Regions from separate parts of the Homo sapiens genome. Here region 2 is linked to region 1. Evidence: chromatin loops called from intact Hi-C (ENCODE). Cell type or tissue: CD4-positive, alpha-beta T cell. All regions are shown on one strand. Links, peaks and the distances in the headings refer to the core of each region. The heading gives the core; the rest is flanking DNA.

The links. Hi-C counts contacts between places; a loop is a spot of excess contacts. Peaks named below come from ENCODE experiments on the same cell type or tissue, not always from the same donor. Only the 100,000 strongest peaks of a DNase experiment are listed, where the experiment ranks them.
Region 2: a loop joins it to region 1, with 7 times the contacts of the local background. A loop is called at or near these places in 15 of 110 quality-filtered maps.

What each region holds. Positions count from the first base shown.
Region 1 is chr1:116,734,212-116,741,875 of GRCh38, reverse strand. It overlaps the pseudogene NEFHP1. Among named protein-coding and RNA genes, the nearest start is that of CD2, 16 kb to the left of the region's middle. RefSeq lists enhancers at 2,792-3,001, 3,470-3,769. In CD4-positive, alpha-beta T cell, for the core only: CTCF peaks have their summits at 4,214 and 4,413 (motif pointing left); DNase peaks (open chromatin) are centred at 2,905, 3,825 and 4,285; H3K4me3 peaks cover 338 bases; H3K27ac peaks cover 3,450 bases.
Region 2 is chr1:116,874,643-116,882,306 of GRCh38, reverse strand. LOC105378927 (a long non-coding RNA gene) reads right to left here and starts at 2,289. Exons shown (of 3, transcript XR_001737804.2): 1 at 2,231-2,289. RefSeq lists enhancers at 2,635-2,714, 2,765-3,054, 2,583-3,114, 2,420-3,619, 3,115-3,646. In CD4-positive, alpha-beta T cell, for the core only: no CTCF peak of the experiment used is centred there; DNase peaks (open chromatin) are centred at 3,316 and 4,076; H3K4me3 peaks cover 779 bases; H3K27ac peaks cover 1,624 bases.

The DNA of each region.
Region 1 (7,664 bases), core at 1,424-6,423:
GCGCAGGCGCAGGTGCAGGCCGCGGAGGGGACGCCCTCAAGTGTGACGTGATGTCACGGCGTCTGCACTGCATGAGATCTGCGGCAGCTTGAAGGCCATGCGGTGCAGAGCACGCTGCAGTTTGAGGAGTGGTTCCAAGTGAGGATGGACCGACTGTCTGAGGCAGCCAAGGTGAACACAGACTCCATGTGCTGAGTGCAGGAGGAGATAACTGAGTATCAGCGTCAGCTTCCGGCCGAGACCACAGAGCTGGAGGCACTGAAGAGCACCATCGACTCACTGGACAGGCAGTGTTCTGAGCTGGAGGACCGTCATCAGGCCGACATTGCCTCCTACCAGGAAGCCACTCAGCAGCTGGACGCTGGAACACCAAGTGAGAAATGGCGGCCCAGCTGCGAGAGTACTACCAGGACCTGCTCAATGTCAAGATGGCTCTGGATATAGAGATAGCCCCTTACAGAAAACTCCTGGAAGGTGAGGAATGTCAGACTGGCTTTGGCCCAATTCCTTTCTCACTTCCAGAAGGACTCCTCCAAATGCCCTCCATGTCCACTCACATAAAGGTCTAAAGCAAAGAGAAGATCAAAGTGGTAGAGAAGTCTGAGAAAGAAACTGTGATTGTGGAGGAACAGACAGAGGAGACCCAAGTGACTGAAAAAGTGACTGAAGAAGAGGAGAAAGAGGCCAAAGAGGAGGAGGTCAAGGAGGAAGAAGGGGGTGAAGAAGAGGAGGCAAAAGGGGGAGAAGAAGAAGCAAAGTCTCCCCTAGCAGAAGAGGCCACATCCCCAGAGAAGGAAGCCAAGTCCCCAGTGAAGGAAGAGGCAAAGTCACCGGCTGAGGCCAAGTCCCCAGAGAAGGAGGAAGCAAAATCCCCAGCTGAGGTGAAGTCTTCTGGGAAGGCCAAGTCCCCAACAAAGGAAGAGGCAAAGTCACTGGCTAAGGCCAAGTCCCCACAGAAAGAGGAAGCAAAATCTCCAGCTGAGATCAAGTCCCCCCGGGAAGGCCAAGTCCCCAGCAAAGGAAGAGGCAAAGTCACTGGCTGAGGCCAAGTCTCCAAAGAAGGCCAAGTCCCCAGTGAAGGAAGAAGCAAAGTCCCCTGAGAAGGCCAAGACTCTTGATGTGAAGTCTCCAGAAGCCAACACTCCAGCAAAGGAGGAAGCAAGGCCCTCTGCAGATAAATCCCCCAAAAAGGCCAAAAGCCCTGTCAAAGAGGAGGTCAAGTTCCCAGAGAAGGTGAAGTCTCCCCTGAAAGAGGATGCCAAGGCCCCCGAGAAGGAGATCCCAAAGAAGGAAGAGGTGAAGTCCCCAGTGAAGGAGGAGGAGAAGCCCCAGGACGTAAAAGTCAAAGAGCCTGCAAAGAAGGCAGAGGAAGAGAAAGCTACCGCCACGCCAAAAACAGAGAAGGAGAGCAAGAAAGAGGAGTCATCCAACAAGGAGGCTCCAAAGCCCGAGGTGGAGGAGAAGGAAGCTGCCATCGAAAAGCCCAAAGAATCCAAAGTTGAAGCCAAGAAGGAAGAGGCTGAAGATAAGAAAAAAGCAGCCACCTTAGAGAAGGAGGCTCCTGCCAAGGTGGAGGTGAAGGAAGACGCTAAACCCAAAGAGAAGACAGAGATGGCCAAGAAGGAACCAGATGATGCCAAGGCCAAGGAACCCAGAAAACCAGCAGAGAGGGAGGAGGCGGCAGCAGCAATGGAGAAAAAAGATACCAAGGAGGAGAAGGCCACTGAGTTCAAGAAGCCTGAGGAGAAACCCAAGACCCAAAGCCAAAGACGACCCTCTCAAAGGAGCTCAGTGAACCTAAGGCGGAAAAGGCTGAAAAATCCTCCAGCACAGACCAAAAAGACAGCAGGCCTCCAGAGAAGGCCACAGAAGACAAGGCTGCCAAGGGGAAGTAAGGCAGGGAGAAAGGAATGTCTGGAGCAGCCAAAGAAACTCAAAAGGGTCCTGGAGCTCAAGGATCAGAGTAATGCAATTTTTACTTTTTATGTAAGAAGAAACTGCTTAGATGACAGGGCCTCCCTCTTCAAACAGGAACTTCATTAGCAATATGTTAGCAAAAGAGGGCAATCCCAGCCTCCTGCCCCCACACCCTCCCGAGGCGATGGACAATTATGTTATGATAGCTTATGTAGCCGAATGTGATACATGCCAAATGCCATACGTAAATACTTGACTATAAAAACTGCCCCCCTCCTTTCCAAATAAGTGCATTTATTGCCTCTATGTGCAACTGACAGATGACCACAAGCAGTTAGAAACACATTATGCTTGAGATGTCTTAACCTGTTCCCAAATGCCTTCTGTTTTCCAAAGGAGTGGTCAAGCCCTTGCCCAGAGACCTCTATTCTGGAAGAGTGGTCCAGGTGGGGCCGGGCACTGGGCACTGAATTATGCCAGGGCGCACTTTCCACCTGTGTCCAGTTTCAATTGCTTCTGTGCAATAAAACAAAGTGCTTATAAAACGACAAAAAGAAAAAAAACTGATATTTGCCAGGGCTTCAGTGATGATCAGAAAGGCCACACTGTGTGTCTGTGGCCAGGTCCTATTGATGTTTATCTTGGTTGTATCTAGATGATCACAGCAGAATTTCAGTATCAGTATCAGCAGCAAAATCAGATTCCACAAACATTGTCACTGCCAGGCAAAGAGGTGAGTGTTCTCACAAAAGCAGCCTAATGTTATCGGCCACCAATGCATGCACCATGGCAGCAGATGTACTCTTTTCCAGCCAAAAAGTCTGTCTCTGAGAGCTTGTTCCTTTGTCAGGTGTTATCTCCTCCAAGGCAAAAACTGAGTTTTCTTTTCCTCTTGGGCTTCCCACCCACAAAGCAGAGAGGACAGAATCGGCCCACAGTGCCAGTTCCTGTGTGAAGCCTGGGTTCCGGATATGAAAGTCACTGACCTTGGAATTCCCCCAAGCGTTAAACACCTCTGAGAGAAGGGGTACATGCTTGTTGCTAGCTGTATAATCATGTGCTTTAAGGGAAAAGAGCTTTGAGCCACCACATGCTAGAAACACGAATTTAGGCATGTCATTTCATGTCTTTGCGTCTCGGTTTCCACATTTGTAAAAGAAGACAAATGCTTTGTTCTCAAGCCTATTGTGAGGTCAAATGAAGTGACGTGTGTCCAGGGTCTAGCACGATGCCTGGCCCTAGGAGATGCTCAACAAATGTCAGCTTTCTTCCCAGATTGCCTCTATGTTCCTGATAATGAGGCCAACTTAAGAGAATAAAAGAGACAAAATAGAGAAGTTTCACCTTCGGAAGTAAGTCAGGAGAACTCAAGCTCAGGGCTTGAAGACTTCGTAGCAGAGAAGTCGTGAACTGTAGATTGAGAAGAACTAGGAAACTTTATATGATTCCTTAGGTATGCGTTACTTTTCTCTGCTTTTTATTTTTGTTTTTGTTACCCTCCTCTTCCTAGTTATTTCTCAGGATTGCCTAAGTATAAAGCCAGCAGGGCCTGTGAGATTGTGATCTAAGAAGCTGTGATGTAGGGAGCAGGGGGAGACAGAGCCCTTTCTCAGCTGTTGGGCTTGGGATATGAGCCCCAGAACACTAAGGAGGTGGCGCCTGCTGCCCAGAGTAGAGGAAGATAGACTGAGGCCCTAGCTCTGAACAGAAAGGGTGGGAGACATCGGCTCGCCTAGGCCAGGAGAGCGGCCACCATGGCTAAGTAGTAGGAAGTCTATGCAGCTCTCCAGCAAACTGCAAGAGCCCAAAAAGTGCTGGTTGTATGAATAACTGAACAAGCAAGGTGAAAGAAGTGATGATGTAATGGAATTCAAGCTAAAAAAAGAAACCCAGGCTTAAAATGCAAATTCTAACTTTTTCCTATTTAGTATCTGTGTGATCTTCAAAGTAACCTCTTTGGGCCTCAGTTTTGTCATGTCTGAAATGGTGAGGTGCAGCCAGGTGCCGTGGCTCACGCCTGTAATCCCAACACTTTGGGAGGTCAAGGCAAGTGGATCGCTTGAGGCCAGAGTTCAAGACCAGCCTGGGCAACATAGTGAGACCCTGTCTCTATAAAAATGAAAATTTAAAAAAAAAAATGATGATCTGTGGGAAGGAGTTACAATCTGGCCTGCTCACTTATACTCAAAAGTTTGTGGTGAAGACTAGATGAGGTCACCAAGAAAACACCTACACCGAATGCCGGAAATTTCAGGACAGCATCGTGATGGTGAGGGTGGCCGTAAAAAACATCTGGGGAAAATCACTCAAGGGAAGACTTCTGGGGTTTGGTTCAGCCCTGGCCAGATCCCACTCCAGGAGAGAGGGCAATCTCTTCAGTCAGATGAGCTGATCATCTCAGGGCAACCCAGCGAATGTATCCCTTTCTGGCAGTTTCCAGGGTAGCTTTTTTCAAAGGACCGTGGGCCAAAGTCCCTGCCTGCTGCTGCCACCCTCTGGCAGCAACCTGAGCCACACTCTTGTCAATTTCACTGGTTAGAACATCTTTTACACATTCGTTTACATTTGCATAGTGTTTTCCAGTTTACACTTCTTCCCCCCTCAAGAATGATATTCTTTTATCCAAACAATATCCTTGTGGCATACACATTTTTGTAGTTGAAGAAACCAAGGCTTGGGAAAGGTAAATGGTTTGTCTAAGGAGACTTAGCAAGGAGATGAGACCAGGCTCTCTGATTCCAAGACCTGTGTTCTTTTCACTGTCATAGGGGCATGTCAGTTAGTTCTACTTCTGTTGTTGCACTTCTCAAACTCTGACAGAATCGGATATGAACATGGAGTTCTCCAGACCTCCTCTCTCACCCCATCCCTCCAACACATCCCCAAATTCTCCAGACCCCATCTGTATCTGCAGCTGCCTATGAGTGAAGGGAGGTAAGGACTACAGATATGAACAAGGCAGAGCAGCACCTGCTCTTCTCTGGGATTCAGACAGATGAAGGAGATGAGACAGATACCCAGGGACCTCAGGACCTGGGAGAAATGCACATGGAATTCACCAGAGGCCAAAGGGACTCCAGCTAGGTGGTACCTGAGCTGGTCCTGAAGAGACAAACAGGTTGTAAGTTCACAAAGAGGTAGATGCAGGACCTTCCAGGCAGAGGAAATGGCAGAAGCCAGGCTTCAGTGCACTGAACCGGGGAATACCTGCTCCGGTTGAGCAGAGGAGGGAGGCAGGTGGTGAAGCTGGAGAGGGAAGTTGGAGGAGATCTCGGCAGGATGGAATTCATACTGTTTTCTAAAGGCAACAATAAACCAGCCATCCTGCATGTCTCCCATTTATTCACTTAACAAATATTTATTGTGATAGGCATATACTCTGTTTGTTTCTCGGGATAAAAGCAAAAGCATAACTTTGTTACAGAGTATTCATTTATTTCTGCAATGGATATTGACTGCCTGCTTTCCTTGTGCCAGGTATTCTTCTAGGCCCTGGGGGATGTATTTCTGTGCATACTGAACATACACTCTAGTGGGAAAGGCATAATAAACAACAAAAATGAGTAAAATAGAAGTATTTAGATAGTGACAAGTATTCAAGAGAAAAATAAAGTAGAAAAAGAGTCATGCAAATTGGAGACATGGGTGGGGATTTGCCCTTTTGGAGAGCATGGCCACAAAGGACTGATGGAGGAGGTGGCTCTGAGTAAAGGCCTAAAGCAGCGGTTTCCAACCTTCTTGGCACTAGGGGCCAGTTTCATGGAAGACAATTTTTCCATGGACCGGGGCACTGGGGTAGAATGGCTTCAGGATGAAACTGTTCCACCTCCCATCATCAGGCATTAAACTCTCATAAGGAGCGCAACCTAGATTCTTCAAACTCACAATTTACAATAGGGCTCGCGCTCCTAGGAGAATCTAATGCTGTGGCCCAGTTCCTAACAGGCCATGGACCGGTACCAGTCTGCAGCCAGGGCTTGGGAACTCCCGGCCTAAAGGAATTGTGAATTGAGGGAGACAGCCAGGCAAATATACAAGGAGGGACAGTTCAGGCAGGGGGAACTGCAGGAACAAAGGCCCTGAGATGGGACCATATCTGGTGTGTGGGGGGCCAAAGGAGGAGACCAGCATTGCTGGGGAGTGAGTGAGGGAAGGTGGAAGGAGAGGAGGCCGGAGAGGCCCAGGAGGGACAGGGAGGTCGAGTAGGAGGTCCCAGCAGGCCTTGTTCAGAGTGGCAGCGAGTCAGTGCTGACTGCTGTAGAGTCTGGTTCTTTCTGCAGGGTTTTAACAATGGACAAGGAGTTTTTTCTGCAGTCTGGCCCTATAGATTTGATGAGGTGTGGGTGGTCCAGCCAGGAGGCCTGGAAGGTCTAGTTCTTGGAATGTACCCAGGGCCCTTTTAACGCTCAGCATTCACCTGGCTGTGTGCTGTGATTCCTCCTGCTGCAACCATCCCACACACACTCAGGGGCATGAAACGGCTGTCTTGTTACATTCACAGAACCTGTGGGCCCGGCTCTTCACTGCTCTACTGTTTCTGGAGCGATGCGGGGAAGACTTTAATGGCCCGGGTGATGCAAATGGCTGAGCGCTGGGTGGGCTGGCGCTGGGAGTGGTGCCTCCAAGAGAGTGGCCTCACTTGCATGCCTGGGGCCTGTGCCTGGAGGCTGGAGTACAGTCAACCAGAGCACCCCACAAGGCCTCTCCATGAGACTGGGCTCCTTACAATGTGGAAGCTTCCTGCTTAGGAGTATCCAGAAAAGGGGCCACAGCGAGCATCCCAAAAGCTGCAGGTGGAGTGGGCCTGGCCCCTTCTGACCCCGCCTTGGGAGGCCATAGCGTCCTCCCACAGCACTCGCTTGGTCAGAGAGGTCACAGAGCCCAGATTTTAGCAGAGGAGACGTTGACCCCACCTCTTTTTTTTTTTTTTTTTTTGAGATGGAGTCTCCCTCTGTCACCCAGGCTGGAGTGCAGTGGCTCAATCTCGGCTCACTGCAAGCTCTGCCTCCTGGGTTCAGGCCATTCTCCTGCCTCAGCCTCCTGAGTAGCTGGGACTACAGGCGCCCACCACCACGCCTGGCTATTTTTTGTATTTTTAGTAGAGACAGGGTTTCACTGTGTTAGCCAGGATGGTCTTGATCTCCTGACCTCGTGATCCGCCCGTCTCGGCCTCCCAGCGTGCTGGGATTACAGGAGTGAGCCACCATGCCCGGCCAACCCCACCTCTTGATGGGAGTGTGTAAAGGAATTGGTAGCCTCTTAAAAACACCACTACAAGCCGAGTTCACACCTGTAATCCTAACCCTTTGGGAGGCCAAGTTGCAAGGATCACTTGGGCCCAGGAGTTTGAAACCAGCTGGGGCAACAAAGCAAGATCCCATCTCTACAAAAATAAATAAATAAATAAATAAAAATAAATAAAATAGGAAGAAGACTCAAGCAACCTCTAATGCTGTGCCCACATGAAGAGGCATACTACCTGGATGTCTCTGGGCCTCAGATAAAAAAACAAGCTCTGCAGAAGGTTCCTAGAAAGGGGGCTATATCCTTGCCCCCCTTCCACAGTATGCTATGTCTGTAAACATGTAACTAATCCCCCATGGGGGACAGGGCAGTGTTGTGTGCCACACTTGTGCCAAATATGTATTAATAAACTCTGGACCATATTGGCAGCTTTGTGGTTTTCCATAGTCTTTTGCAGCCTGCAAAACATTTTCCGATTAGAAGCCCCCGCTGTTTTATCTATT
Region 2 (7,664 bases), core at 1,740-6,739, 140 kb before region 1:
GAATACGCACAGCTGTTGAACGTTAATTCTCTCGGCAAGCTTAAAAACACAAGTGCCAGTGCGTATTGAAGTTACAGTTCTGGCTGTTTGGTCCTTTTGTTTGTCCACAGTTGGTTGGAGAACATGGGCTTCCACTTTCCACCTGGTCCTGTGAAGGCTATCAGCCTATGCCCTTCTACTACTGCTACCTTAGTGGATGTGGCCCATTTCTTCACCTGCCAAGGTCAAGGACCTAGGTTCAACTAGTTATTCTAAGCCTAACAGGGGCAGGGAGTTGATAAGGACAGCAATGACTAAGCCAGAGCTTTGCTGCGACATTAGGGCAAGGCCAGCAGGGTGAGCAAGTGAGATGCTCAGGGCACAAAATGTAAGGAGGCCCTCATTCTCAGGGTCACACAAGTGCAGGGCCGGCACTTGCAAGTGATGCCTCCTTCAATTTTGCCCACTAGGCACCTCACTTGTCTCTCCCTAGTCCTGGCTTTCTTAAACCCCTTTGCCTGTCTGGATTGACTTAGCAACCAGGATTGAGCTTTCGGGATACGGGGAGAATGATAATTATTACCAGGGTTTAAGCTGAATCTCATCTTGTCTAAGCATACCCTAGATAGGGAGGTTTTCTCATTATTTCGGAAGGGCTGAGTCCAGATGGAGTTGGGAATACAGTCAGTGGTGATTCAGAGTTTTAGAAGTCTCGGCCAGGTGCGGTGGCTCACGCCTGTAACACCAGGACTCTGGGATGCCGAGGTGGGTGGATCACCTGAGGTCAGGAGTTCGAGATAAGCCTGACCAACATAATGCAACCCCATCTCTACTAAAAATACAAAAATTAGCTGGGTGTGGTGACAGGCGCCTGTAATCCCAGCTACTTGGGAGGCTGAGGCAGGAGAATCACTTGAACCCAGGAGGCAGAGGTTGCAGTGAGCCAAGATCGCACCATTGCTCTCCAGCCTAGGCAACAAGAACGGAACTCCGTTTCAAAAAAAAAAAAAAAAAAAAAAAGCAGTCTCTATCTGAGGCTAATGAAATATCGAGGTTAGGGGAAGATAAATAATTCCCGTCTCTTGCATATTCACACATGTCACCACAGCCCTTGGCAAGTGGACAGTAGCGGTCCCTCTGGTTACTGAGAACATTTGAATCATATGCCTGGGTCCTGTTGGTTTACGGAGCCCAAGCCTTTTGAGCTCTGACCAGTGGGCCATCTGTTACCAAGTTAAAAATGTTGACTCTGCAAGTCTGCTGCTCAGCCTCCTTGGCCTGTGTCTGTTACATACACCATTCTAGCACCTTGGCAGCAATACTCTGAGCGCAATTCCATTCACCATTTCATTCCTTCCAAGTCCTTCAGCAATGAATAGTACAGAATGAAATTCTTCCAGCTCATACACTTTTAACCTTTGCATAAACCTTAAGGATAAGCTAAAGGTTATCAAAATAGCTTCAATTGCACAGGTTAAACATCTCTCCTGCGTCTGGACGGTCAAGGCATTTGATAAAAGGAAAAAATGAGAGCAAAGAGTTTGTTTATTTTTCAAATTTTTAAGTGGAAACAATCTAAATGTTCAAAATAGGGAAGTAGCTAAGTCAATTATGGTACATCAACTTGAAGGAATGCTACCCAGCAATTAAAATGTCAGAAAATAACCTTATGAAAATACACTTATAATACAATGTTATAACATCAGGAAATAATCATAATACAGAATTATATTTCACTATATGGAACATGTGAGTGCAAGGATCAAAAAAGCATGCATATATAAAATCAGTTGCTTTGGGGTGGTAAGTTTAGTAGTGACTTCTTTTTCTCATTTGAACATGCTTTTAATGATGTTATTTACATAATGGTTATATAATGAATTTTTGATGTTTAAAGAATTCCTAAGCAATTTGGAAAAAATCAGATAATCTGATGAAGACTGGAGATTTGTTGTTGTCCAGTGACTGAGTAGATCCCAGTCTGAGAGGCCAGCACATGGGCTCTGAGTTCAAACTGTCTGATTTGAGACCATAACTTTGCCACTTTCTAGCTGTATTTTTACTTTTTATTTATTTATTTTTAAATTTTTATAGAGATGAGGTCTTACTATGTTGCCCAGGCTGGTCCCAAACTCCTGGGCTCAAGAAATCCACTTGTCTTGGCCTCCCAAAGTGCTGAGATTACAGGCGTCAGCCATCGCACCCTGGCCACTGCCACTTTCTAGCTATATAACCTTGAGAATATTCTTACCTCCTCTGTCAAATGGAGACAAGAATGACATCTGTTTCACAGGCTCTTGCAAGTCTAAGTGAGTTGGTAAATGCTTAGAAGAATTTCTGGCCCAGAGTGAGGACTTAGTAAATATTGGTTCTCATGATTATACTGTGGATAAGCCATGTGCCCTAAGCCACATCAACCTGGGCAAAAAAAAAAAAAACTAAAGTCAGAGGAATTTCTCTGGTTTGACAGTGACCCATGCTTGTGGGTCTTCCCTGACTTTTTCCAGAACGCTTCAGGGTATCTGGCAAGCAAGGGTGCCGGCTGCCTCAGTTGGCTGCAAGAAGGGAAGGCTCGCTTAAGGCCCACTGTCCAGGTGGAGAGGCTGGTTATCCCTTCCAAGGACATGGAGGTGCCTGCTGCTGAAGCGGCAGGGCTGGCAGTCAAGGTGGCGGCTACTGCAGATGCCACAGCTGGTGCTGTCTCCTGCTGGTGCCCACAGTCACACGCTGGCTGCCCTGTGCCAATCGACTCTCGACCCTGCCACCCTGTTGTGGGTAAAAAAGCACATCTTTGACTTTCCTTGTGCTTGCAGCCCGCCACACTCAGTCCACCAGGACAGAAGACACAAGTCTGAGTGACAGGCTCCGATTTACTCTTCATGCTCTTCCTTCTTCTTGTCGCTGAAACATCACACAGTTGGAGCCCGTGTAAAACTAACTCTCCCCTCTCTCCCAGGAGGGCCCACAGGCTTCCTGCCACCGCTTCCTCCTTGTCAGAGGGACAAGTCCAGACCTGTCCGAATGCTCATGCTCATGTGAAGGCAATTCTGCTCCAGCTGAGACCCCTGCAGCACAATGCCGGACTGACAGCCAACCTGGAGAAAATGTTTGGATGCAGGAATGAGGAACAGATGCCCAGATAGCTAAGGGCAGGGATGGCCAAAAAGGAGGGAGAGGGAGGCGCCTGAGCTGCTGCTGACTGGACACTAAAGGTGGGGGAAGGAGGAGGGAGGGCAGGCAGCTGCTGGAAAGGGGGAAGGGAGGTCCCTGGCAGATGCTAAAAAAACCCTGAAGCTCATTTGCCCAAATCAGCTTCAACCTCCCCAGAGTGTCTTCCTCACCACTCCATGTCCCCCTATTCTTCTCTGGCTTCTAATCTATACAGAAAAGGATTTTTGAGGTTGGGGGGTGGGGTTGTTCACCAGTGTGATTGACTCATACGCCTCACCCCAGAGGCAGACCTATTATCTCAAATAATGCTTGCTTTCTCCCTCACCTGAGCGGGATTAGAAATGGGGACAACGTTCATTAGTAAAGGGGGGAGTGTCTGAGGAAAACTGGATGTTGTGGAAAGGGAAGATGCAAAGTAAAAAGCCCTGGTGGAAATAAAGTGCTCAACCGGTCCTGTATCCATTAAAGTAATAACATCGTTGCATGGCAGGTTTATCACTCCCTTCCAGCTCCTCAGCGTGGGAGCTGTGGCTCTTTTTAAAAATGAGAACAGAGTCGCGTGCTGCTGCTCCAGTGTGGAAGGGCAGGTCTCCCTGTCCCTCCCCCAGCGCTCCTCTCTTTACCCTGCCCCCAAGTCGTGGACTTCTCCCAGCCTCTGGAACCAGCGCTAAAATTCATTTCACTCTTTAATTAGATTTCATGGAGTAAGGGATTGAGAGGGGTGCTGGGAAAGGCGTTCATATGCCCTCTTTCCGTGGAGAGGGGTAATGCTGTTGATAGGGGAGGTGGGACAATGGTTGCCATGGAGACATATTCCCAGACATACAGACACACACTCATTTTAATGTCTTTCTTTTTTTTCTTTTTCCAGCAGGGGAAGGATCCGGTGCCCTATTTTTAGTGTCAGATTTCAGCAAAACAATTCACTTTCATCACACACACACACACACACACACACACACACACACACACACACTCTGCTGGGTTTTAAAGTAGGTCACATTTCCTAACTGTATCAAGAGCTCAGATCTGTCTTGCTTGAGTAGTGCAAGCTTCCGCGGAAGATTTTACTGATTGAGACGAAGATCTCAGACTTGCCTTGGTACAGTTTTCTTTCATTTTGGTTTGACAGGCATTAGAATAGGCAGAATGAATAGCTGTAGGTAAATTTACATTTTAAAGACTAAGGCAAAATGTCTGGGCAGTGATAATAGGAAGGGGAGGTACAGAAATTAAAATGACAAACTCATCTGTTATTTCATTATCAGATTATCACTGATTATTTTTTTTAAAAATATTCCTTGAGTGCCCATACTGCAGAGCCTTTTAGGGAAGACATAAGTCCTGATTGGTAGCTGTTCAGTTTAAATTTTTGATTCTTGTTCCAGATAAACTGGGTATGTCAGAACATGTGAATCCAGAATTTGGGGTTTTACTTCTGCTCTATCCCAAGCTGCAATTTTTGAGTGTTTCTGTCTGCATTTCTTGCTTTGTGATCTTTGCCAAATCTCACAGTCCTTCTGTGACTAGAATACCCTATTGACTGGAATCAGTACTAGATGTTCTCCTAGCAGAACTAGCCCACGGCGAGACTGTAAATTGGTCAAGTGTCTTCAGCAGCCCCAGACTCACACACACCCCCAGATCTTCCCAGCCCTTCCTATTCCTATGGGGTTTCATTCCTCTTTCCAAGATGGCAGCAAATCTAGCCTAATTTAGGAAGGGCTATTATTTCTTCACTTGAAGCTCTCTATTATTAACTGGAGGCTTTTGGTTTTAATGGGGAGGTTATTTTTACACTGGTAGGGATTTCTGGCTTCCCTTTCACAACACAAAGTGGGGAACTCCCTGTGTATAGAACCAAAGGGAACTCCACAGTCCATAGCTTTAAAAACAATAGCCTAATAAAAAAAGAAAGGCTGGAATGAAGCCCTCAAGATATAACATTGACAATGTCTTCCAGGTAGTGGATGTTCAGTAGGTTTTTATTTCCTCCTTCATAACCTTTTGTATTTTTCAAAATTAGTTGAGCATACATTGCCTTCTTAATCTGAAAAGAAAGTAATAAAAATAAAAACAAGAACTGAAGCCTTATATTGAATGAATGTTTGTGTTAATTACTATACTAGGAGTCTTTTGTGTATAATCCTTATAACCACACTCAGAGATAGGTATTATGATCCCTATTTAACAGATGAGGAACCTAATAAGGAAAGAATTGCCCAGGTCATACATACAACTAGCAAGAATGAGGATCCAAACACAGATCTGTCCAAATTCATACCCACGTTCCGATATCATAACTGTGAGCTCCTCAAATAAGTATAGCTACCATTTATTCAACACTTAGTAAATGCCAAACTTATATATCTATTTGATATATATTATATCAAATCAAATCTACACATTGGGTAGGTTTGTTTTAATATCTGCATTCAAAGGTTCAGAAAGATTAAGTAATTTGCCCAAAGTCACATAGGCAGTAAGTAATAGGAATGGCAATATTTGAATCCAGGTTTGTGCAAAGCTCATAATAGCCCCACAGCGTTATGGGTTCAGATTGGGCAATTAAGAGAGCCTTAAATGGGCATTCTCTAATACAGATGCCCTATTGTCACATACACTAAATTCTATTGGCTGAAAATTCTGAGTTTTGACTAAGCAGCAGAATTTACTTTCTTATTGCAGATCTATACCTCTTAATAGGAAAATGTCTAAGATAAGACATTTAGTCAGACTATTCACTAACATGAGTCCTTTGCTTACGAAGACATAGACTCATGTAGTCTGGGTCCCTGAATCTCTGGAGCACCTATCCTGGACAGTTGCATGCGTGGTGGCTCATGCCTATAATCCCAGCACTTTAGGAGGCTGAGGCAGGTGGATCACCTGAGGTCAGGAGTTCAAGACTAGCCTGACCAACATGGCGAAACCCCATCTCTACTAAAAATACAAAAAATTAGCCAAGCGTGGTGGTGCATGCCTGTAATCCCAGCTTCTTGGCAGGCTGAGGCAGGAGAATCGCTTGAGCCTGGTAGGCGGAGGTTGCAGTGAGCCAAGATTGTGCCACTGCACTCCAGCCTGAGCGACAGAGCAAGACTCTGTCTCAGAAAAAAAAAAAAAAAAAAAAAAAGAAGGAGAAATGTATTTTTTGTATTAGAGTGATTAAATTCTTAGGTCAACTACTGGTAGCCATTTAACCTACCCTAACTAAACCATAAATTTGTACTGCAATAGCAGTGCTGGGAAGGGAAAAGCATGGTCCCTTTAAATGATATAGAATGGGGGAAGGGAAGTGCTGGGTAGAGGAGGGCGTGGTCCCTGGCTAGAGCTCTACCCACACAGACCTAGGTGAGACAGGCATTTTTGTTTTTCTTCCCAAATGTTGCATTTCCTAAGACCACCCTGGCCTGCCACACCCCCATCCTGTGCCTATAAAAACCCCGGAGACCCTAGCAGGCAGACACACAGGCAGCTGGACGGCGAGAGGAGCCTATCAGCGGAGGAATACACAGGTGGCTGGAGGTGGAGAGGGACACACCGACAGGCACCGGCACGCCAGCAGGCCACCAACCGGCAGAACGTCATGGAGTTGGGCTTGGGGCAGTTAGAGGAGAGCCTGGTCCGTCGTCAAGCAACTCGACTCCAGGGGAAAACCATTTCCCTTCTGGCTCACCCATCTGCTGAAAGCTACTTCCACTCAATAAAAAAACCTTGCACCCATTCTCCAAGCCCGCCAGTACACCAAGGCAAGAACCTCGGGATACAGAAAGCCTTCTGTCCTTGCAACAAGGTAGAGGGTCTAATTGAGCTGGTTAACACAAGCTGCCTATAGACGGCCAAACTAAAAGAGCACCCTGTAACACGCGCCCACTGGGGCTTCAGGAGCTGTAAACATCCACCCCTAGACACTGCAGTGGGGTCGGAGCCCCACAGCTTGCCTCTCTGTATGCTCCCCTAGAGGTTTAACAGCCGCTCACTGAAGAAGCGAGCCACATCCCCATCGCGCGCCCTGCAAGGGGGGCAAGGGAACTTTTCTCATTTCAGTACCAAGAGTGGGGCTGAGGGCTGGTGGTTATTGTTGCAAAATCCTCAATTCCATGAGCAGCAGAAGTGTAGAAAACTACAGCTAAATCTGTCCAATTGTTAAGATATTAGGGAAGTGGTACAGGCTATGCTCTCTGCCTTTGGCCTGCCATCTAAATTGACTAACCTAGGCTGGGCAACATAGCAAGACTGTTACAAAATTTTTTTTTAATTAGCCAGATGTAGTGGTGTGTGTCTGTAGTCCCAGCTACCCAGGAAGCTGAAGTGGGAGGATTGCTTGAGCCCAAGAGTTCAAGGTTATAGTAAACTATGACTGTACCACTGCATTCCAGCCTGGCTGACACAGTGAGAAACTGTCTCAGAAAATAAGAGGTCAGGAGTTCAAGACCAGCCTGGCCAACATAGTGAAACCCCATCTCTACTAAAAATACAACAATTAGCCAGGCATGGTGGCGCATGCCTGTAGT